3 separate regions of the Homo sapiens genome follow, and regions 1 and 3 are each linked to region 2. A link is a loop called in an ENCODE intact Hi-C map of the cell type or tissue named here. Cell type or tissue: mammary epithelial cell. All regions are shown on one strand.

Region 1 (8,000 bases), 85 kb before region 2:
GGAGCAGGACACTCCTCTGAGGGGGACTGAGAGTCGGGGAGCAGCCAGGGTCCTTCTCTCCTTCTGGGGACTCTGAAGACTCCATAAAGTATGGATGGGGGCTTGTTGCTGCCATAGTGGCCAAACTATTAGGAGGCTCTTAGAATGGTCCATAAGAGGAACAAACAGTGGTATGGATTCAGGAGGGAAAAGCGAGCGTTTTAGAATGTCTTAATGAGATGTGGCAGTTTTGACATCACAAAGTTTTGACATATTTTATTTTGGTAATGGTGTTGCTGTTTAACCTCATTGATACGGTTTGCTGTTGTTTTGTTGTTTGCTTTTCTTGGTTAATTCTCTAAATTCCCTTAACTTGAGGTAAGATTTTTAGATTAATCAAATAGTGGAATTAACTTAACCCTCTGGTTATATTTCCAAAAGTTCAGTCAGTACTAAGAAGCCAGGACTGCCTTCTTTTTTATCACCTGTCAGCTACTTGTTTTTAAAATTTATAAATTAAGTAGAGATGGGGTCTCACTGTGCTGATGAGGCTGATCTCGAATTCCTGGCCTCAAGCAGCTCTCCTGCTTTGGCCTCCCAAAGTGTTGGGATGACAGGCATGAGCCCCAGCACTCGGTCCAACTATTCCTTTTCATTTATCTTTTCTTGAACTCTTTCTCAGAACGACAAGAGTTCAGGATCTCTGGTCCTAGATTCAAAATGCTGTGCTGAAATTCTAGAAAATAGAGCTTGATAAAGTGTAGCATGGTTCAGTAATTCTCCAGCAGGAATCTCCCCTGAGCCATGTTCTCTGTTCTACTCATTATCTTCCACAAAGTTCAGGGATGTGTCTAACTGGCCAATGGGAAGCCGCAGCTATGTGCATGCACTAGGAAGAGACGGGATCACTGTTCCTTCAAGATCTGATCATACAAAATCACACAGATGGGAAGGTGAACAACTATATCCCCAACACCCACCCAGCCCATTTAATGATTGGCACTCAGTAAATGTTTGCTAAATGAGTGAACAAACGAAAAAATGAAATGGAAAACAAGAGATCAAGTACACATGGCCAAATAAACTTGAACTTGCTTCAACTGTGTCCCTTCAGACTGGTCTCTTCACGTTGGAGAAACTGAGGCAGCTAAGCTGGCTCATTCATTGTCCAGTCTTCTTAGAGAAGGATATTGGTTCTGTTAATGAAGATGTAAACTCCTGAAATTGAAGCTATTAGAACTCAGCATTTACATATTGAGACCAGCAAAGCAACTCACTCCCAGAGTTGAGTCTTCTATCTGCCTCCAGTCCCCCCAGCCCCACCCCTCCAAGGGCAATCCACTGGAGTTATTGTTCTAAAATAGAAATCTGATTGAAACTCTGCCCAACTGGAAACAAAGGGGGAGTTAGCATTCACCAAGAGCTATGATGTGCCATGGCTATGTTAGGAGTTTATACCTTACCTTGTTTCATCCAAATAACACCTCTGTATGTGAGGTGGACATGATGACCCCATCTTATAGACACAGGCACTGAGACTCAGAGAAGCAAAGTCACTTGTCCTCAGCCACACAGCCAGTAAGTAATGGAACTCAGATTCAAAACCAGGTTTGACTCACTCTAAACCCCCGGAGTTGTTTCTCCTCAGATTGCACTGCCAGAAATCCTTGTCATTACACCACAATGTCCAGAAGCCTTTGTGGGGCTACAGGCCCTTTGTGAGCTGAATCCAACCCATATTTCCAGCCTTATCTCCCTCATGCCATGCTCCTCTCCCTGGGCTCCTGCCACCATCAGTCACAAAGAATTTCAGGAGTGCCATGTTCTCCCAGGTCACAAAAATTTGTAGTATTGTTGTTCTCTCCTGTCTATATACCCGCCCCCTTTCTCCACCTGGCAGACTTCTATTCATCCATCAAGATCCAGCTCAAATATCCCCTCCCTAAGTTTCTCTGATCACTCGCCACCAAGTAGGCAGTTAGTGGCCCCTACCCAAGTCTCCCAGTGCCCTTTGTACCTACTGCCATCACATATAATCCAAGCAGTTCTCTGGTCTCTTCCTGTCTGACATCCTTTTGGCCACAATTTCATGTTTAAGAATCCACTGCAGGCAGATTCTGAGTGCTGCCAGCCCTCTAGCCTTTCTAATTGCTAGGCAGATGCCACCCCCTCTGTGGAAAACACTCACAGTGTTCCCTGCAACGAATTCAGGCAATTGTTTTAAGATGAAATCCTTCCTGGGTGGAATTAACCATCAGGTGAGCTGCGGTTCTATTCTCAGTGCAGTCTGTGAGTGTGTGGTGGCTTTTCTGGTTTTGTGCAAGGCACTATATTCATGGTTTTTTTAAATTATGACTAAGCAGACTCTATGAAATGTATGGGCCATGGAACCTTGACATTAAATAGCCTCACACTATCCCTGCTCGTCCCACTCCTGTTCTATGAATAGTAGACCATACAGACAGCAGGACGAATGAATCAAAAATGACAGCACTTCACCAGGAGACTGAAGCTCAGGATTATGGAACAGCTGGCTGGGGGATTGTGATCTACACACAAGCTACTGCATCATCCATTTTCTGCTGATCTTGTCCTTTTAGCTAGAATATGTGCTACTGTCTACACATCTGATTGAGCTGGTAATAAACATGATAACTACGATTACTAATCTAATAATAAGCAGTTATTAATTGCTTACGGTGTCCCAGCAATTTTCTTATGCCTTCTCATACTATTATCATCATGAGCTTGCAAATATAATGAATTTGTCATTAAAAAACAGGCTCTGGAGTCAGAAAGATATGGATTTAAATCTTGACCTTCTAATTCCTAGCTGTGTGACCCTGGACAAGTCATTCAATGTCTCTAAACCATGTAATTCCATGAGTATGAAATGAGGATAATAAATGTGGTCATGCGGTATAACAACATGTCAGTCAATGAGGAACCAAATATACAACAGTGATCCATGAGCTTATAATGGAGCTGAAAATATATATGTTTTATCTGTATGTATGTTATTTATATAATATGTACATTTTCCATACATATGTTTATATCTGTATAATGTCACACTTAGTGACATCTTGACATTCTGACTCTGTGTAGTCCTATGCAAATGTGTGTATGTTTGTGTCTTAGTTTTTAATAAAAAAGTTTAGAAAGTAAAAAAGAAAAAATTAAAAGTGGAAAAACCTTATAAAATAAAGATATGAAGAAAGAAAATATTTGTACAGCTGTACAATGTGTTTGTGGTTTAAGCTAAGTGCCATTTTTAAAAGTCAAAACGTTTTAAAATTTAAAAAGTTTATAAAGTAAAAAAGTTACAGTAAGAAAGACTAATTTATTATTGAAGAAAGAAAAATATTTCCCTATAAATTTGTTGTAGCCTAAGTGTCCAGTGTTTATAAGGCCTACAGTAGTGTACAGTAATGTCCTAGGCCTTCACACTCACTCACCACTCACCCAGAACAACTTCCAGTCCTGCAGCCTCCATTTGTGGCAAGTGCCCTATATATGTGTATCATTTTTTATCTTTTATGCCATATTTATACTAAGCATTTTCTATGTTTAGTTACACAGAAACTTACCATTGTGTTACAATTGCCTATAGAATTCAGTATAGTAACATGCTGTACAGGTGTGTAGCCTGGGAGCGATAGGCTATTCCACATAGCCCAGGTATGTAGTAGGCTATCACCATGTAGGTTTATTTAAGTACATTCTATGATGTTCATATAATGACAAAATTGCCTAACTATTCTCAGTTACACATCCCTGTCATTAAACAACACGAGTGTACATTCATCACAGTGCAGAAGAACCTAGTAAATGTTTATCATGTTACTATCAGACACCCTTATCATGCAGGATAAAGAAATTGATTCAGAGAGGTTAAGTGGCATGCCTGTGGCTACAAACTAGTAAGTGGCAAAGCTGGGATTTGAGCCCAGGTCTGTCTCTTTACAATAGCATCCTTTCCAGTACAGCAAAGCAATATTGAACAGTCGTTAAGAGTACAGCTGTTTGGGCTCAAATTCTGGCTCTTCCACTCTCAGCTTTGTGATCTTAGGCAAGTTACTTACCTACTTCTTTGTGTCTCAGTCTCTCCATTTGAAAAATGGGTTTTATAGGTTTGTTGTGACAATTAAATGTGTTGATATCTGTACAGCTCTTAGAATAGTGCCTGAAATACAGCAAATGCTATACAAGTGTTTGCTATTAAAATTGACTTTCTTAGTTTTCCAAACATTGGATCTGATTGGACCTTATCACAGTGGTTAGGGTGAATGTTGGTAGAAACTTGGGCAGTTGCTCTGGATGGTTCAGTTCTTTCACTTTTCTAAGATATTTCTCAGGTCCCTAAATCTCCAGGATAATCACCAGTTTCTTCAATTTTTCCTAGTAACACTGTTTTAAAAACTGTTCCCTCCACTAACCATGCTCTAGTTGCCTCATCAACTAGAGAAGGGTTTCTCATGCTTGGCACTATTGACATTTGACCTAAGTAATTCTTTGTCATGGGGAGTGGGGGCTGCCCTGCATACTATAGAATGTTTAGCAAAACCTTTGCATTCTGCCCACTAGATGCCAGTAGCACTCGCTCCAATTGTGACTACCAGAAATGTCTCCAGACATTGCCAATGTCCTGAGGGTCAAAAACACCCCCAGTTGTGAACCATAAGGTGGAGAGCATGGCCACCAAAACTGAAAAAATTCTCCAGATATAGTCTGGGATCTGGATGTGCAACACTGAACGTCTTTTAAGGCAGCTGAAGATTAGCATAGCTCCTTTGACACTGAAGCATCTCCATTCTCCCATTGAACTTGCTGAATGCTAAGACTCCTATGTCTTTTTCACACGAACTGCTACCTGTGTAGATAGATTTCTGGCCTTAAGTGCATCTCTCCCCCAGAAATCTCAACGTGTTAGAGACTGCTTAATAGCCCAGCCAGTACACAATTACTGGGTAATCTTCTCTAAATGCCACCTTCCCTTAGCTCAGAAGCAGGCCCCATTGTCTATTCTTCCATTTCCACCCCTCTATAAGGCCTAATTCAAGTGCCATAGCCTTTAGGAAGTTCTTTCTGATGCTCTGTTAAAATTCTTGTTCTTCGGCTGTCTCTACTGTGCTTTGTTTGAATTCTATGGGCTATTTCTTCCAAAGGACTGTTAGCTCTTTGAGAGCAAGAGCTTTCTCAGGGAATACTACAGTTCCAGCCATCTGCTTAGTGCAAAATCTTTCCCAATGAACGTTCTTTGAATAGAGTTATGTCCTGACCCTACTCATAAATATTACAATATCTTCTTGTGTCCTGGAATATCAACACTCAACCATTCTACTTGGCATTCAATACCTTCCACACACTGTCTCCACTTACCCAGTAAACTAGTCCCTAAACACATCTTCCAACTGGCCAGATCAGTCTGTTGTCATCGAGGAACAGGTTTACTCTTTTTAGCCCACAAAAACTGTTGTCTTAACCCAAAACACCTGCCTCATCTTCGAGCCCTAGTCATCTTCTCAGGCATAGCTCAGTTCATGTTTAGCTGTTTTAGATCCACTTTTGATGAGATAGTAGATAAAATGCAAATGCTATCTTTAAGCACGGCCTTTCCTTTGTTCTCAAAGGCAGACAAGAGGAACGATTGGTATAATCTAACCAGATAGGCATGGGCTCAAATCCCACTTCTGTAGATTTCATAGCACTGTGACTTTGAGAAAATAACTTCACCTTACCACCTCGTTTCCATATCTATACATAAGTATTGTTTGGTCCATTTTGTGATGCTATAACATAGTGCTACAGACCGGGGTGATTTATAGTGAACATAAATATATTTCTCATAGTTCTGGAGGCTGGGAAGTTCAATATCAAGGTTCTGGCATCTGGCAAGGGCATTCTTGCTGCATTATCCCATAGCAGAAGAAGAGAGGGTGAGAGAGAGCAAGAAAGAGAGCAAGAGAGGGCTGAGCTCAATGTTATAACAAATCCACTCCTTTAATAATTACATTAATCTATTCGTGAAGGTAGAAACCTCATGACCTAATCATCTCTTAAGGGTCCCACCTCTCAACACTGTTGTACTGGGGATTAAGTTTCCAACACACAAACTTTGGCCGACACATTTAAAATGTAGAAAGTATCATAGAGGTGCCTGTAGCATAGAGGAGTTGAGAAGAGTGAGATAATGCATGTAAAGTGTTCAGCCTAGAACTTGGAATGTGGTAACCATTCCAGAAACATTCACTATTAAAGCTCGTCCTTGACCAATCCACCTACTATTGATCTTCCTTCTGAATTCCTACAGTCCATAGACTATGTGCCACGTAATGTATTCCTCCATTATACTACTAGCATGGCTTTAGGACTTGGTTATGTCTCTTTAAATAGACTGTTAAAATCCTCTGAGGCTAGAAATTCATTCATTCAACAAATATCTGTTGTGTACTCACTACAAGCATCAGGCTAGGCACTGTGGATGGAAAGTGCACAAATATATCAACTTGGACCCTGACCTCTAGGAATTTACAATTTAGTGGGGAAGACAAGACATGTACAATAAAGAGCTATAATTTAGGTAGATAATGATTAATGTCACTAGGAAAGTATAAGAGGCCAAAGGTACGAAGAATCACTTTTGCCTGGGTGATCAAGAAAGACTCAGGAAATCCGAGCCTTACAGAGATGAGGGCTGGCAAGAGAAGGCTTTATGGGAAAATGGAATAGCTTGAGCAAAAGCATGGAGGTGAGGAGGCAAGAAGCTTATATGGTAAACTGAGTAGTTCAGTGTAACTTGAGCTTGGGGTATGCGAAAGACAGCAGTTGGAGAAGCAGTTAGTGGCAAGAAGGGACCTTAAATATAAGGCTAAAAGAGTTGTACTTAATGAAAATAAGGTAGGGAACAATGGGAGTCTTCATCAAGGAAATAGCCTGCTCAAATTTGTGCAACTGGAAGATAAATGTAGCAGGATGCAGGATGATCATTTATGAGGTCACACGAATAATTCATGTATGATATGCAGGGAGTTAACTCAGAGCAGCAGCTGTGAGAATGGGAAGGGAGGATGGAGTGGGCAAGACCCTGTGAATGTCGGGGAGACATAGATTACTATGTGGTCTTCACTTTGCCCCCTACAGTCTATTCTTCATACGGCAACCAGTGGGACCCTTTGAACTGCATATCAGATCATGTCTGTCCTAGTCGGTTTTCTGTTGCTTATAACAGAATATTGAAAACTGAGTACTTTATAAAGAAAAGGACTTTAGTTTTTACAGTTATGGTGGCTGAAATCCAAGGTCAAGGGTCCACATCTAGTGAAGGCCTTCTTGTTGGTGGGTGCAGGGCATCACAAGGTGAGGGGGCTGTGTGTGTCAGCTAAGACTCTCTTCTTCTTACAAAGCCATGAGTTCCATTCCCATGATAACCTATTAATCTATTAATCCTTTAATTCATTAATCCATGAATAGATTAATCCATTCATAAGGGCAGAGCTCTCATGGCCCAATCACTTCTTAAAAGCCCCACCTCTCAATTCTGCCACACTGGGGATTCAATTTCAACACAAGTTTTGAAGGAGACAAATATTCAAACCATAGGAATGTTGCTTCTCTGACTGAAACCCTCCAAAGGCTTCTCATCACACTTAGAATTAAATTCCAAACCCTTTTCCATACCTTACAGCACAATCCGGAGGTGCTGCTTCTCTGGCCTTGTCTCTTTACTGTCAACCTATCACTCGATGCATTCCCAAGCTACTAACCTCTTTGCTGTTTCTCAAGCATGCTCCCACTTCTGGGCCTTTGCATATGCCATTCCCTCTGCCTGGTATTCTCTTTCCCCAAATATCCACATGGTTTGATTCTTTATCCTGCTCAAAGGTATCTTCTCAAAAAGAACTTCCCTGATGAAAATAAGCAGCATCCCCACCCCATCACTTTCTATTTGCTTTTTATTTGTAGTATTTATTGATTACTAACTGGCATTATAATATACATTGATATTGATGTGTTTGGCC
Region 2 (8,000 bases):
ATGACTCCTGTTCTCCATTTAGATGTAGAGCGAAATTATTGGCAAGTGGGTGCTGATCAGAAAAAGTTCTTCCCTGTCTAAATTAGGAGATGGGAGGGATAAATATAGAATAGTATACTTATGTTCTCAAAAGGAGATAAAATCATTCTTCATTGTCCATTATACTTAGCTGCACAAACATCCATCCCATTGCACTAAATAGCCACTTTAGAGTTTTCACACATTGCAATGGCAGTTCTGTGCCACTCAAAGGCGCAGTATTGTGATATCTCGCTGAGCCTAAACCTGAGTGATTATTGCTCACGTAGTCATGAAGAGACATAAACCCAGTGCTTTTTTGCCTGTGTTGTCGTAGTGTACTAGAGCTACAAGGTGGGCCTTCAGAGAGACACTAGTTTTAAGTATATCTCATTGTAGGTGGGGAAGCAGAGGCCTAGGCAAGGGAGTGACTTGCCTAGGGTCCCATTAAGAGTCATGGCAGAGGTGGGCTGGGGCGGCAGTCTCTGTGCTTCTCTTGACAGTGCCCTGCTGTGCTCACTGGAGCTACTGTATTAAACAGATACCCTTCAGGGGTTCACAGTCTTAGAAGACACAGGCACGAAGATGGCCAAACAATCAGCCCATGCATAAGCAGACCAAGATATGTGTATATAACAGATTAGTTGAGTGGTAGAGAAAATGAGAGTGGGGAATTTTGGAATCTATTTGGATAGCAAAGCAAAGGTAACATCAGTTGCTCTCTGACCCACTTGGGAAAAGCTTATAGAGATGCTATGAAGTTTTCTAATGGAAAAAGGTGCAGTACATTTGCCATGTGTTAGTGGGAAGGTAAGTATGATGCAGTGGTGGGTGGTAGGAGGCAGTGAAGATAAGTATTGCAACTTTGGAGGAGCCCTGGGAATGGATTGTTGAGGTGATTTCATAGGAATACGAAAGGGAGCATAGGACCAGGGCACAGGCCAGAGACAGGCAATCCCAAGTTCCCTGGAGTACCCTGCCCTTTTCTGGGAAAGCAAGTGGGTGGCATGAGTGCTATGTTCCCAATGCTCTGGCCCCACCCCTGGTAGAAGAATAATAACTGATCATGGTGGGTTTTTTCTGAGCCTCTGTATCTTTGAGTAGCATTCTGGTAGCCAATATCAGTGGACTGGTGCCAGCCTGTGTGGTGAACCTCTATCTCTTTCTTGCCCTGGGCTGCATGTCAGGCACAGTGCCTAAGCCGGAGTGGGCTTTGGGGAGTTACTTCTCTTTCTGAGGCTGGAAGGGGCAGAGGGACGTAGGGAAAACTTTGCTAGGGAGGGCAAACTGTGAAAGCCTCTGGAGAAGTCACCTGTTGGGATACCAAAGGCCAGCGGTTTTAGAGGATGCGAAGAGGCCGGGCGGGGTTGGTCTGGGCCTAAACTAAGGCTGTAGCGGCTAGCATGGAGAGGAACAAGCGACGGGGAGTGATTACGGATGAGGAAGACGTACTAGGATTTGGCTACAGACAGACAACCAACCAGAGAGTAAAAGACAGTGACATGCTAGGATGTGAACCACCTACTACAGAGAAGGTCAGAGGTGGGGAGGGAGGAATCAGGGCTGTGGGCAGATCCAGCAGCTGGGATCCAAAGCTGAAGCCCTTGGGTTATTGAATCCATTCTTTCTGAGAAGAGATGGTTGATCTTCCTGCCCAGGGAGTTCCTAGCCAGACTGGACAGTGGTTCTCAAACATGGTGCCAGGTGTTGTCAGATAGCAAACAATTAGTTTGTACACAGAATGTCCCCAAGGTCACCTACACATATTTGTTTTTCCTAATCTTTGATACCTACAGCCACTTACCTGCTTTCGAGTTCTCAGAGTTGAGAACATATAAATTTGCAGTAACAAGTGCACAGGAAATACTTGGAAAATGGCTGATGAGCTTTAGTTTGGAAATTTCATTTTTTTCTTGGATCTGGATTATAATTTCAGTACAAGCTAGCAATTTTTCTTGTTGGTAAAATAGTTTCTAGTTTTAAAATTATTTCTGTAGTTAATAAAGTTAACACTATTTCATGATGGAGGCTGCCCCAGCTCTGAACCAATTTTCAAAAGGCAGATTCTCCTCTTTCTCTCTCTTATTTCTTGCTCTTGAACATTTCACTGTGTTCTAGCAACTTTTCCTGTGTGTGACTCGGCCAGGAGACTGACTTGAGTAAGATCCAGGTCAAGGGGTTGTGTGGGTGGGTCGGTGGTAAGGAGGTGCTGAAGAACACTAAAACCTTTGCCTGAGAGGAGTCTGGGAAGTAGCCTGCGAACTGGAATGACCCCAGGCTTCCTGTCACGGTCATAGCCCATGGAGTTGGCAGACTTGATCACTCTATATTGTGTGCCCCCAGGTAATGGCATTAGTCATCGATACTGTCTTTTTTTTTTTTTTTTCTTTGAGAGAGAGAGTCTCAGTCTGTCGCCCAGGCTGGAGTGCAGTGGCGTGATCTCAGCTCATTGCAGCCTCTGCCTGCTGGGTTCAAGTGATTCTCCTGCCTCAGTCTCCCAAGTAGCTGGGATTACAGGTACATGCCACCACACCCAGCTAATTTTTGGATTTTTAGTAGAGACGGGGTTTTGCCATGTTGGCCAGGCTGGTCTCGAACTCCTGACCTCGGGTGATCTGCTCACCTCGGCCTCCCAAAGTGCTGGGATTACAGGCGTGATCCACTGCGCCCGGCCAATACTGTCTTTAAATCGTCCAGAGTAAGAAAATGTTGATAGCTTGTTGTCACAGCCCTGTCATTTTACACATTCCCTGAATTATTGTCTGGCACCAGCAGGTGTTCCAGAAACACTTTTGGTTCTTTGAGCCATTACTGGTCATTCCTGTCACCACTGCCACCACCAGATGTGGTTCTGAGAGCATTAAGTAAAAGTTTTGAAGGTTGTGTATGTTAAGACTGGTGCAAAGTCCATCCTCCTTCCTTCGGGCTGATCAGCCACACCCTGGCTATCAGCACTTATTTACTCATTTTCAAAGTGACAGAATGGTCCAGTGGGCAGGGGCATAAGGGGTCACTTCCTCTAACCACCCGCCAGTGCAGGAGGATCCCATCTGCGCAGTGGCTGCCCATGACAGGCAGTTCCCTAGCCCCAGTCGGACATCTCCGCACCAGGCATCCTGCTCCTGCTTTATGGACATCTTTGGCTCTTAAAAATCCTCCTTTATTCTGACCGCAGATCTGCCTTTTGGCAGTGTTTCCTTAGTGACCTAGTTCTGCTTTTTGTGGCAACACAGAACAAAGGTCGGTAGGCATGGCACAATTCCAGCTTAGAAGTTTGAAGGTAGTGCTCATGGACCCACATCCTTTCCCTCTCCACCCACTCTATCTCCCTCCACAAGGTTTATGTTCTCCAGTGCCTTCAGCCATTCTTTCTATGGCATGGCAGTCAGTATTAATCCCAGTAAAGGTAACATGTATCCAGAGAGTGCTTGCCATGGGCCAGGCACTGTTCTAAGCTCCGTACGTGAATTGTCTTATTTATGACTCAAAATCACCATATGAGGTGAGCCCTGTCATCATCCTCATTTTACCAATGAGGCAACTAAGGAACGAGGGCTCACATCTTGTCCCGAGCCATGCAGTCAAGCAGCAGAGCAGAGATTTGGGGCTAGGCAGTGTGACTCCAGAGCCCGTGCTCTTAGTTGTGGTGCAAGACTATCTTACAGCCTTTCCTGCATAGTGCCAAAAATAAGCCCATGGTGCACTAGACTTGGGCTGGCCCTGCTTTAACTTATTTTGCAAGAAATCATTAGACAGGAGCCTTAGTTGAACCATTTTCTGTGAAACCTTCAGAGTTTGTTTTGACAGAACAGACTGCAGGGCAGAGGCATCTGCACTGTCCCCAACAAATGGGTTCATCCTGTAGCTCTGCCAGGCCCCACAGGGTTCATAAAATGGTAGCTTTAGATCAAGGTGACAAATACAGGGCTCTTGATGTTTTTTTTTTTTTTCCTGAACATGGTGCCTGAGCAATAGGTTTCTTGTTTAAAGTGCTTAGTCATGGTTTTATGGCCAGAAAGTAGAAGGAGAGAGGTACCTAAGAATTGCAAAACTGGGTCATCTCTTCAAGTGCCTAATCCAATATTCAGTCTCAGAGAACAACTCCAGCAGTTACGGGGGTGGAAGGATGTGATGACCACCTACCATCCAAAACTGGGATGTAGGTGCCAAATACACATTCTCCTGAAATGATCCCTGGTGCCTCTAGCCAGGCTCTTCCAGGAGTCTAGAGAAAGATGGCCCATGACTTCATCCAGAGTCTTTGCTTCCTGTGCTCTGGGATGCCTGGGCTTTTCTGGCCACAGCCATACACTGACAGGGCCAGAAGGGCTGAGATGCTGGGATTGAACCATCTTTCTCTTTGTGAGTTGCTTTCCAGATAGCACGCATTCCGGTCACTATTTTCCAGAGATTTAAGCAGCAAAGTGAGGGACCCTCGGGCATCGACTCAGAGACCTGGAGGGGAGCAGCTTGAAGCAATGTAAAAAGCACTGGATAAAATCTGGTTCTACCAAAAATAGGGCTATGAGAGTTACCTCACCTCCCTGAAAGGTAATATCTTTATCTGAAAAATGGGGATGATAATACTACTAACCTGGAAGATTGACAGGAGGATTAGATGAGATTCTGCATGGACATAACAGTCCTTGGCATGATGTCTAGCAGTGAAGAAACATAAATATGAGAATAATAACTTCCTTCTTCCTCCGCTGTCTATTCCTTCTCTTATTCTAGTCCTGTCTGCTGTTGGGTTTTGTCTGTTGTTTTGGGTAAATAGCTAACCTCTCTGCCTCTTTTTGTCTGTAGAAATGCTACTGGTTCTGAATGGGTACTTCGCGCCCCCTATAGGACATCGTGGGAATGTGTGTGGGTGATCTGGATGTCACAGTGACCCAGACGAGGCTTTTACTGGGGGAAGAGGGGAAGGCAGGGGTGCTAGATATAATGCTTGGGGAACAAAAGATTGCCCAACATCTGCATAGCTGCCTAATGCTCAGTGCATTCTTGTGGGCAAAACCCTGCTTAAAATTATCTGGGCCTAGAGTCTGACTCCAATTAACACATAAACACAAATAATTTTTGCATGTTTTTAATATATACTGAATTTTCTGCGAACACAGCTACCAAGTATATAAGATTTACCTATTTGTTATGAATAGGTGCAAGCATTTCATATATCTTTCATGATGTTTTCTGGTGTAGCGGTGCCCCAATACTTACATATTGATTTACATGTTGTCTTATTTTTAACTATATTTCCTTTCTTCTTTGTATTACAGTTAGGGCATTATATTGATTATTTTTGGAATTATAAGTGTTGTAAGGTTATATTACTTACAGATTTCAAGAGAGCTAAAGACATATTTAAAATATTTTTATTGCATTTTTGACAATATGAAAGAGCAAGAGAGAGAGAGTGTGTGTGCGTGCATGCATGCACATGCTTACAAATTAGCTAGAAAAATCCTAAGACAGACTTTAAATGAAAAGAAATGGTTTCATAGCTCCTAGAAATGTCCTTTTACATAAGGATATGTAGTAGAAGTCCAAATTTTTAACTGCATTCATTGTCAGAGAAATGAGGTGTTTTGATGTTTCCCCTGTCCCTTTTAGAAAGTATATGATCCTAAAAGAGCCTGAAACAGTTTCCATTGTCATATTTTTTCATTTTTGCAATCTCTATTTTTTTCACTCCTCCCACCTGTGCATATATATATTTAAAAGCGTCCCCATATAGACTTTTAAAGAAAGAAAAGCCAGCCAGGCTCCCCACTCTTTACTAAGTTTGTTTTGATTGTTTTGTGGCCTCTGCCTGCACCTCGGCCTGAGTCAGACTGACTCTGGGAGCTGTGGGCAGGTCCAAGGGAAAGTCAAGGAGGTAATGAGGCTTCTCGTGGGGGCAACTTGTAGGCCAAGTTGGGTGGGTTGAAGTCAGTCTACCAGAAGCTTCCTGCCTCAAGCCTGGGCCTCTACCTGTCCTGAAACCTGAGGGCTCTCCAGTTGGACCACGAGGGTCTGACATCCAGGAGGATCCCCAGGAGAGAGCAACCGTCACTAGGGAATATGCTGCCCAGCACTGACTGTACTGAGCAGCAGTGTTGTGTGCCTGTTGGGTTGATGCCATGGATAGCCAGGCGTTCAGAACTGAACACGACACCTAAAAGGCAAACACGAACTGTGAATGTGCCAGTGTCAGATGCTGCCTTGGTGGTCATGTGTGGGCTGGCAGTAAGCTTTTGGTCCCTTAACACTCGCTGTTGGAAATTTCCCAAGGCTTTCATCTAGGGTAGCTGGTGTGTGATTTCCCTGTCCTTTGTTACTCCTATCTGGAAACTAGTTGAAATCTTTTCTATGATATTGATATAGTTACAGAAAATCTGAATACTTACTACTAAGTTTTATAGTTCTGCTTAGTTCAAAGTAACACAACCTCATAAGAGAAAGTTTGAAACAGGTAGAGAAATTGAAAGATGAAAATCACTACCCATTATCTCAGCCCACAAAGATAGCTACTATCAGCATTTTGGTTTGTTTCCTTTCAGTCCTTTCTGTGTTTATGAAATTTTATTATATAAATAATTCATGTCCAATATAGAAAAAGATGGAAAATTGAGAAATTATAACGTTAAAACAAAACTGACCCATCTCACCAGTTGGAGATGTCTTAATATTCTGGTGAATTTTTTTTTGTCTTTTTTCTATAGACACATAAGAAGACTGGGAAATATTGTGTATATACGTTTGTACCCTTTTTCACCAATGTATATCAATGTATATCAGTTCACTAATGAATACTAATTAAATGAAAATTTATTAAATGTATATCTATTTATATCTATTGATATATTAACAGATGCCAGTGCATATCTATTAAAAGAGTACTATGTAAGAGATGATGTTCTTAAACATAAAATTTAATTTAGGCATGAAATTACTTTGTCAAAAGATATATCAGTTTATATTCAGATATACAGTGTACTGACCTGCCCATTTACCACATCTTCACTAATACTGGTATTATCTTTAAATAGAATCTTTGCTAATATGAGCAGTGAAAGTGGCATATTATCTATTAAATTTTGACGGTTATGAGATTGAGCATGTTTTTGTATACTTACTGGTCTTTGTGTTTCATCTTTTGGGGTTTCCTATTCATAGTCTCTGCTTAGTTTTCCACTGAGGTATTTGCCTTTTTATTGATTTATAAGAGATTTTGTTTTGTTTTAACTCAGAAAAGGTAGTATTGCTTCAGTTGTCACAGAGCTTTGGAGTCAGACAGAGCTGGGTTTGAACCCTGGCTTTCCTACTTGTGAGCTGAGGGATTTCAGGCAATTTATCTGACCCCTCTCACAATTAATTAGTTCTTCTTTGAGAACTAAACGAAACAACACTGACTAGCATGAAAAAAAAGCCTGGTGTGTGGTTTCTGCCAATAGTTTTTGTGTTGTTATTTTTGTTGTGATTCCTGCACTGAGTATTTTCTCAGAAAAATGACCTTGAGCTGTACGACTCATGCCTGTTCAGACCCACAGACACATGATACTCACTATATCCAAAGCTCAGAAAAATGAAACTGAAATCACTGAAGTTTGTGGGTTTTTTTTTTAAATTCTTCTTGCCAGAAGGAGACAAATGAAGGAAAAAAAACAAGCCGATTTCATTTTCATTAAGAGGAATTTGTAGAGTTATTTCTGGGGTCAGGCAGGATACATTCAGACGAACATTTTAGATCTAGGGCTGGGAAGATCCCGAGACTCGTTATAGATTACATCATCTTCCTCCAAGTGCACTTGCCAGGCAAATGGACAAGTGCATTTTAGAAAGGTTTTCAGTTGTTCACGTTTAAACAGAAAGGATCACCTGGCTAACTTTTAGTTAACCCATTGAACAGATGTGCCATTCCCCCAGCCCATTGGTTATTCATGTCCTTGTTACTGGTTTTTGATATCCTTGCCCCGTAGGTGGGAGGAGGGATGGGTATG
Region 3 (8,000 bases), 120 kb before region 2:
GATGTAGACCACTAACAGGCCTGACCCGTGAAATCTCCCCAGTGTGATACTTGCTCTTTCCCCATCTGCATGGAGAAGATCCCTCTGACCCAGAGCAGGGGGATGTCTCGGTATGAAATAGCCTGAATGAAGGTCCCTTGCCCCATCTATCCCTATGCAAGAAATAAATTTATTCCTTGTAGTTAAAGCTTGGGGCTATTTGCTGCCATCGTTAGCCTCTTCTGACTAATTCAGAGACTATGGTTATCTCTGTGTCATTCTGATGTGTGTCTTTCTCCCTGATCTCTTAGTACCATGTCTCCCCACACAGCTATCTGGTGGCCCCAAGTCTCCCATATCTAAGTGAGCCTGACTTTTGGAAGAACCCCAGAATCTCTGCTTACTTCCTTTTTCCTTCTATCCCATTCTAGTAACTAATCAAGCATAAAACCAGAGCGGTTAGGTGAGATGAGAATGGAAGCGCATTCCAGAAGTGTTGGTTAGGCTTCCTGAACTAGAAATTCTACTCATGGGAATTTATCCTGAGGAGATTAATCAACATAAACAAAAAGATGTTCCTCGAAGTATTAAGCACACTAACAAAATAATTAGAACCTGCCTAAATATTCAGTTGTGGGCCGAAAGGTTAGTAAATTATGATCAATTCACTCACCTAAATATTATGAAGTAATTAAATATGACAACTAGAAAGCCTACAAGATGGAAAAATTTATTAACGTATTATTAAGTGTAAAAAGCCAGAATATAAAAATGTGTTTTCACAATAGTAAGCAATATGTAAAATGATGCATGCAGCCTGGCCCTGCTAGGGTAAATTTATTCAGAGAGGCATCCAAATGGTCAGACCAGCAGCCACTCACAAGCACCTGGGCATCTCAGTCTTCAGGGACAGTTCATTGTGGATTGGTTTATAATTATTCCTGGAATTGCATCTACATTGCAGACAGTTTCATTCCAAAGAAGAGCCTGGGCCAGCAACGAGAACTCTGTGGAGTAGTAGCTGTCTGATTCTCTGTCCCAGGAGAAACAATGAAAGGCACCTTGGCACACTCCCACTAATCAGAGGTGGGGAAACACAAAGTCACATCCCCACCTCAGACACAGCTGGAACCCCAACATACTTGGATGGCCTAGGTCTTTACCTCCTAGGCCACGTGGTCAGCTGGAAGTGGCACTGCTCTGCCTCACTTGCAAATGACGAGGCCTCTCCCGCATCAAAAGTGTACTCGCTCGGGAGGCTGAGGTGGGAGGATGGTTTGAGCCCAGGAGGTTAAGGCTGTAGTAAGTTGTGATCACCCCATCCTGAGTGACAGAGAGAGACCCTATCTCTAAAGGACAAAGAATTAAACAAACAAAAACCAAAAAAAAAGTCTAGTAGCTGAGCCATGTCCTCAGGACACACCTAGGAGAAGGAATAAAGGAATCAGTGCGTTTGCAATGGAGACAGCTCCTCCTGGCTGCCTTGGGGTGAGATTCGTATTCTAATGGGTGCAAATCTAGAATTAAGTTCTATGCCTGATGAGAGGGTTGCACAAAAGACCAGAACAAGTGAAATATTTACCCTGTAGCATCGAGGATCATTGGAACATCTTTGCAAGGGATGTAAAAGGTAAGGGTTTGGAGTTTCAGGTGTGACAGGAAGAAAGAAGATGAAGCCCAGGGTAAGAATGCAGGGGAGGAGGGGCCGGGTAGGAGCAGAGACAGCAAACCTGAGGAGCAGGAGGAAAGTAGTGAGCACTGCAAGAATGGGAGGGAGCAGGGGGTGCTTTTAGAAGGAGTGAGTTATGCAGCACAGGGCCAGGCCTGTGGGTGCAGGCGCTTGCTCCTCCAGCCTTGTCCCCCACCCAGATCTGAAGGCTCCGTGCTCTCTCCCGCTTCCCCACCATTTTCTCTGCCCAAGTGCCTTCTGCCTGCTGATTGCCCTTATCTTTTTAGACTTAGCCCAGCTGATACCAGCTCTGTGAAGTGTTTCCCGATATTCCTCTCTCTCCCGACTTCCCTCTCTCCCCGAGTTAAGGACTTCCTGCTCTAGTGTCCCCGCAACGCCATCCACAGACCTCACCACAGCAGCTATCGCATTGCTGTAATTATTTCAAATTCCTCTTCCCCTACTAAACTGTGAACTCCCTGGGCAGGGGCCATGTTCTATTCATCTTTTCACCCCTTGCATGGGGCCTGACAAATAAGAAGTGTTCAAAAAGTCAACTGAATGAATTGAAAAAAAAAAAAACAAAACATTTCCTTGGATTCAGCTGAAAAGGCAATTGCAGTAATTTGAATTGTGCAATTTCCATTGTGTCGCCTTTGAAAAACAGTTTCACTTTTCCTCCTACTACCGATGACTCATTCCTGGGGCAGATAACACACATTTCTGAGGTGCAGAACTTCACTACATCAAATCTTTTGAAAATCTGTTTTTGAGTGTTCTTGTCTAAAGAGAAAAACATGATGAGCTTTCGTAATCCCTCAACTCAGCACTGAGTGATGGAATACTAAAGATGTTTTGGAAACCCTTTGATTACTGCAAAGCATACAAAGAAGAACGGGTGGGTGAATGATAAAAATAAAACGCTAGCATTGGCTACATGCACTGATCGCTTAACAAATGGTAGTTAATGTCAGGCATTTGGCTAAGTGATTAGCCCCATTTTCTCACTCAATACACAGAACACCTTACGAGGTCACCCTGATTGTCCCCACTCAGACAGGGAAATTGAGAATCAGAAAATGTTGGTAAATTTCTGTAAGCGGCAAAACCAGCATTTGAACCCAGACCTGTCTGATTCCAGAATGGTGCTGTTAACAACGAGGCCCCTATTTCTTCTAGACTGAGAAGGCACACACTGAAGTTGGATGCTGATTTTTGACAAGCCAGTGTCTAGGCAGGGACCCCACACAGCACCCCCATCCAGGCATTTCTGGGCAAACATGGTTTCAAATGGGCAAAGTGAAGATGAACATCCGCCCTCACATGAAACCTACATGATAATCAGCTGGCTTCTTCCAACTGCCCCTCTCTGCACCAAGTGCAGCCCTGGTGGCCTTATCTCCTGTCCACCCACACATAAGGGCAAAACAAAACCTTTTCTGCTAGGAGCAAAGATTCTAGCTCACTGCTTAATTACAACTTATTGCTCCTTGTCCCAGCAGTACCATGGCAACAAGTAGCATTGGCACAAGAATCAAAAGGGAGAAGTGTTGCCTAGCAACATAGTAGAAAAAGCTTTAGGATTCTGAAGGCCCGAGTTCTAGTTCTGGTTCTGACTCCCTGGGGCACTGTGGATAAGACCCAACTCCTCTGATCCTCCGTTTTTTGTCATCTGTAAAATGGGGGCAACTCATTCCATACATGTAGGATTGCTGTCAGGATCATTATTTTCGGGAGAGGAAAATTATGCCATGGATTAAGGCAGAAAGGGGAAAATGTGAAAGACTTACTAGGCCATGACATACTTTAGCCACTCCATGAAGAGTATACATTGGTAAAGCCTTTTTGGAGGTCATTAAGTAATAGCAGTCAATATTTAAATGTAGGTACCCTTTAACTCAGCAACTTCCTCTCTAGACATTGGTTCACGAAGATACACATAGGAGGTGAAAAACTGGAAACTACCTAAACGGTCTATTAAAGAGGGACTATAATAGATCAACACAATAGAACACTACAGAAGTTTTAAAAAATGAAGGAGCTTTTCTTTACTGACACGGAGAGACTTCTAACATACAATGTTTAGTGAAATGAAGGCAAGTCACAGACACACACACACACACACACACACACACACTCATCCATTCACAAATATACACAGGAAAATGCATGTCAGAAAGCCTGGAAGGACCTATGAGAAAATGTTAACAGTGGTTACCAAATTACTTCTCACTACTCCCCAAATAGGCTGTTTCCCCGCTACTTTTGCAAATGCCATTCCACCTCCCTAAAACGCCAGTCCTCCTTTCCACCTTCTGAACCCCAGCCCATCCCTCAGAGAGTAGGTAAGCAGCATCTCCTCTCCAAAGCTCTGCTGGTTCCCATCAGTGGACTTTACATCTCCCTCTGTGTCTGTATTGTCCCTATCATAACATTGAATTTTAATTATTTGTTTATGTATCTACACTCCCCCTTCCCAGTAGTCTATGAGCTCCTTGGGGAGCAGAATCACGTCTCATTCATCTTTGTTCCAGCAGGGCCTACCCAAGGCCATTAGTGCATTGAATGGAAACAAGAGGTTAAAACATGGTCAGAAATGAGAACAGCATGTGGAAGCTGTGAGCCCCAGTTTTTTCCAAAGCACCCTCCCAGACCATGCTTTCACGTATATTCATAGCTCAGAAGGTGTGCTCCAAGGACAAGAGGAGGAGAAAGTCAGTTTACCTTGATTATCTCTGTAAAGAACAACAACAAAAAAAAGAAAACAAGAAAGTCAGAAAGCCATGGATAAGGAGTGAGCTGGGTAAAAATTGCTTGAAGCAAACAAACAAACAAAATCCCAAGAGGTGTGTATGCATGTCAGCAAGTCATCCACAATCTGGGCAGCAGGTGGCACAAGTAACCTAGATTTCTTAGGCCACTGCAGAAGGAAGCCGCAGAGGTAAGGATTTGGAGAAACTGGGAAGCTGGGAGCATCATCCCAAGCCACTCTTTTGCCTGCCTGATTGCAGTACAAGACATAAAGGCAGTCCTGTGAGGATTTCAAGTCCTAGACATCTGCCTTTCCAACCACCATCCTTCACCCTCTTAGTCCATCCTCCACCCTCTTCAGTCCATCCTTACTATGGCCAATTTTGTTATTTGCCAACCTGCCTTCCTTTTTGAGGAAAATGAGCATTTCCATTCATATCAGTGGCAGTGAATATTCATAAGACCTCTTCGAAGGGAAATGTAGCAGGGCTGATCAAAAGAACACTTACCCTGGAGGAGACAGATAATAATTCCTTAACAGATCTAACTGCAATCATGGATTGGATGTTCATCATTATTTGATTTTCCTCTTCTGGGGCAATGGATTCATAAATTATTTTAAGGGTATATGAGCAGATAAACAAGTTACCTTGACTACTGACTATAGTAAAGGTTGAATTTTGTATATTAATGTAGTTATTTTGATAAATTTGGTAGTAATTATTATAACTTTACATAATAAATTTATGGAAAATATAGACATACAATTGCATAAAGCTAGGTGGGCTAATTAAGTACCATCATATTGCTGGTGAGGGTGGCTGTTATTATTATTACACAAAATATATTTATTCTTTGAACAAATATTTATTAAATGCTACATATGCAAAAACTACTTATGAAATGACCATCAAGTGCCAGGTACTGTTTTTGGTGCTGGGAAAAAATAAATCAGTGACAAATTCTCTGCCCTTATGAAGCTTTCAATGTAACAAAGGAAATAAATACATATATATTATTGCCATATACATACACACATATATGGCAAGTGATTATAACTGCTATGAAAAAAGAATAAAAGATTATAAAAAAGAAAAAAGAAAACTATTAAAAAAAGAATGATGGAGGCTGTTATTTTTAATTGGGTGCTCAAGTACTAATTGTGCTACAGACTCAATGTTAATTCAAAATCATACATGATTCCTACCTCCCCAGGACTCTACTGTCAGTGAGAGAAAGAACCACTACTCAAATAATGACACTATAATATAATTCTCTATTGCTATTGGTGCCATGAAGAAGTACATGCATGGTGTTATGAAACTTCATAAAAGATAAATGTGACCTGACTTTTTTAGGGAAATCAGGAAAGATTTCCCTAATAAAGTAATGCTTGCAATGATATATGAGGCATAAGTAGAAGTTGACTAAACCAGGGGTATGAAGAATATTCCAGGTAGAAGGAAGTGCTCTGCAAAGGCCCTGTGGCAAGGGGAAAATAGGGGAGTATGAAGAAGGGATAGAAGGCTGGAGTGACTAGAGAAGAGAGAATGACATGGGCGGAAAGGCGAGAGGAAACCTATAGGCAATAGTAAAGGTTTTGTCATTGTCCTAAAAGAAATGAAGAGTCATCATGGGTTTTAAGCAGAGGATGACATAATTAGATAGCTACTTCAAAAAGATGACCACAGGTGCTCTCTCGAGACTGGACTGAAGGGACTCAGATTAGATACAGGATGGCCCAGTTGAGAAGTGATAGCAATAGTCCTTGAAAATAATAATGTTGACTTGGACGAAGGCTTCTACTTGTTGGAGATCAAGAGAAATCAAGAAAAACAGTGAACTTGAGAAACTTTTAGGAGGGAAAAGAAACAGCCCTTGGTGGTAAATTGAAGACAGGATGTACAAAAAAGGAGATACCAGCAATGGCTCTTAGGTTTCTGGCTTGTGCACCTGGATGCACGGTGGTACCACCCTCTAAGACAGAGAACTCTGAAAGAGGAGGAGGTATGTGGTAAAAGATTATGGGTTTGGTTCGGGGTCTGTTGAGTTTGAGCTGCCTTTGGGATTTCCAAATGAAAATATCAAATCAAAAACTGGATCTGCACACCTGGAACTCAGAGAAGAGGTTGAGTCTGGAAATACAATCATCTAGGTCCTCTACAGATATCTGAAGCTGTGGGTGAGGATGTGATCACCTAGGAATAGATTACAGAGTAAGAAAAGGGAGGGACACCAGTATTTGATGATGAGAATGGGACGTGTAAGCCTGCAAAGGATACAGGAAAACTAGGGAAGACACCAGGAGAACATTTCATTTTTAAAGCCGAGGGAAGAACGTTTCCAGTAGGAGTAAATGATCAACACTGGCAGTCTCTGCTGAGAAGGCGAGGAATATGAGGCCAGAAAAATGTCCCTTAAATTTCATGACATGGAGGTCATCAGTGACGTGACCTGGAGCTGTTTTGGTGACTGTGGGACCAGCAGCCTGCACAAAATTGCTGAGGGGAGAGGGAGAGAGGACGAAAAATAGAGACAGTAAGGAGAGACAGCTTTTTGGAGGAGCTTCACAGGGAAGGAAATGGAAGAAACAGATGCAAAGGAAGACCATAAGAGAGGTGCTCCAGTCTTCCGTGGCATAAAGGTGGTGGTGGGCAGGAAGATGATGGCAACATGGAGGACAAGAGAGCAAAACAGCATGATCCTCAGTGGTTACAGAAACAATGTTGTGGATACAGCACTTGGGAACCAGGCGGACAGTGACAACACCTTCCAATCTATGGCTGTAGAGGGCAGAGGGATGCATGGTGTCTTTAGGGCAAGCCAGCCTGTTGTATCAGGAAGGAGCAGAGAAAAAGTTGAAGATCTAGGGGTGGTTTGGTGGTTATGGAACAAGCAATTCCAGAGGGCTCAGTCATAAGAGCTTTGTAGGTCAGGGGCTAGGGCAAAGGCAGGGCACGGTGGCTCAAACCTGTAAACCCAGCACTTTGGGAGGCCAAGGGGAGCAGATAACAAGGTCAAGAGATCAAGACCATCCTGGCTAACATGGTGAAACCCCGTCTCTACTAAGAATACAAAAATTAGCTGGGGGTGGTGTCATGTGCCTGTAATCCCAGCTACTTGGGAGGCTGAGGCAGAAGAATCACTTGAACCTGGGAGGCGGAGGTTGCAGTGAGCCGAGATTGCGCCACTGCACTCCAGCCTGGTGACAGAGCAAGTCTCAAAAATAAATAAATAAATAAGAAAATAAGAAAAAAATTTTTAAAAAGGATGCATCATTAGGGAAGGGATAGCTGAGAGGATTTAGGCTTGGGTTTTTGGCAGATTAAAACAGGGACGGCCAGCATTGAAGATTTTGTATCAACTGTCTCTTCAAGGAGGGTGTGTGCACAGGTCTACTGGCTGCAGATGGGGTGGTCTCTTACTCTAGGAAGCTCTAGGAACATCAAAGCTAGACAGATTGAAAACAGCGTTAGGACTGCTGACCACATACACAGCCCAGGTGACGGTAGACTCAAGAAGCTGAGTCTATAATAACATGGAGATAATGCTCAAACCGTGAAATTTAAAAAACCTTACCACAATCCTACTATCTTACAAG

What was found. Hi-C counts contacts between places; a loop is a spot of excess contacts. Peaks named below come from ENCODE experiments on the same cell type or tissue, not always from the same donor. Only the 100,000 strongest peaks of a DNase experiment are listed, where the experiment ranks them.
Region 1: it touches region 2 in a loop (9-fold over the local background); 20 of 110 quality-filtered maps call a loop at or near these places.
Region 3: a loop joins it to region 2, with 8 times the contacts of the local background. A loop is called at or near these places in 98 of 110 quality-filtered maps.

Annotation. Positions count from the first base shown.
Region 1 is chr11:13,245,641-13,253,640 of GRCh38, forward strand. No RefSeq gene overlaps it. Among named protein-coding and RNA genes, the nearest start is that of BMAL1, 28 kb to the right of the region's middle. In mammary epithelial cell, a CTCF peak has its summit at 4,564 (motif pointing right); no DNase peak of the experiment used is centred here.
Region 2 is chr11:13,330,575-13,338,574 of GRCh38, forward strand. The region is part of intron 3 of BMAL1 (basic helix-loop-helix ARNT like 1); the gene reads left to right. Among named protein-coding and RNA genes, the nearest start is that of BMAL1, 57 kb to the left of the region's middle. RefSeq lists a silencer at 3,088-3,382 and an enhancer at 7,690-7,859. In mammary epithelial cell, a CTCF peak has its summit at 4,868 (motif pointing left); DNase peaks (open chromatin) are centred at 2,297, 3,247, 4,857, 7,917 and 2 weaker places; H3K4me3 peaks cover 261 bases; H3K27ac peaks cover 6,562 bases.
Region 3 is chr11:13,205,998-13,213,997 of GRCh38, forward strand. No RefSeq gene overlaps it. Among named protein-coding and RNA genes, the nearest start is that of BMAL1, 68 kb to the right of the region's middle. RefSeq lists an enhancer at 1,251-1,808. In mammary epithelial cell, CTCF peaks have their summits at 1,445 and 4,531 (motif pointing right); DNase peaks (open chromatin) are centred at 2,334 and 4,544; H3K4me3 peaks cover 605 bases; H3K27ac peaks cover 1,407 bases.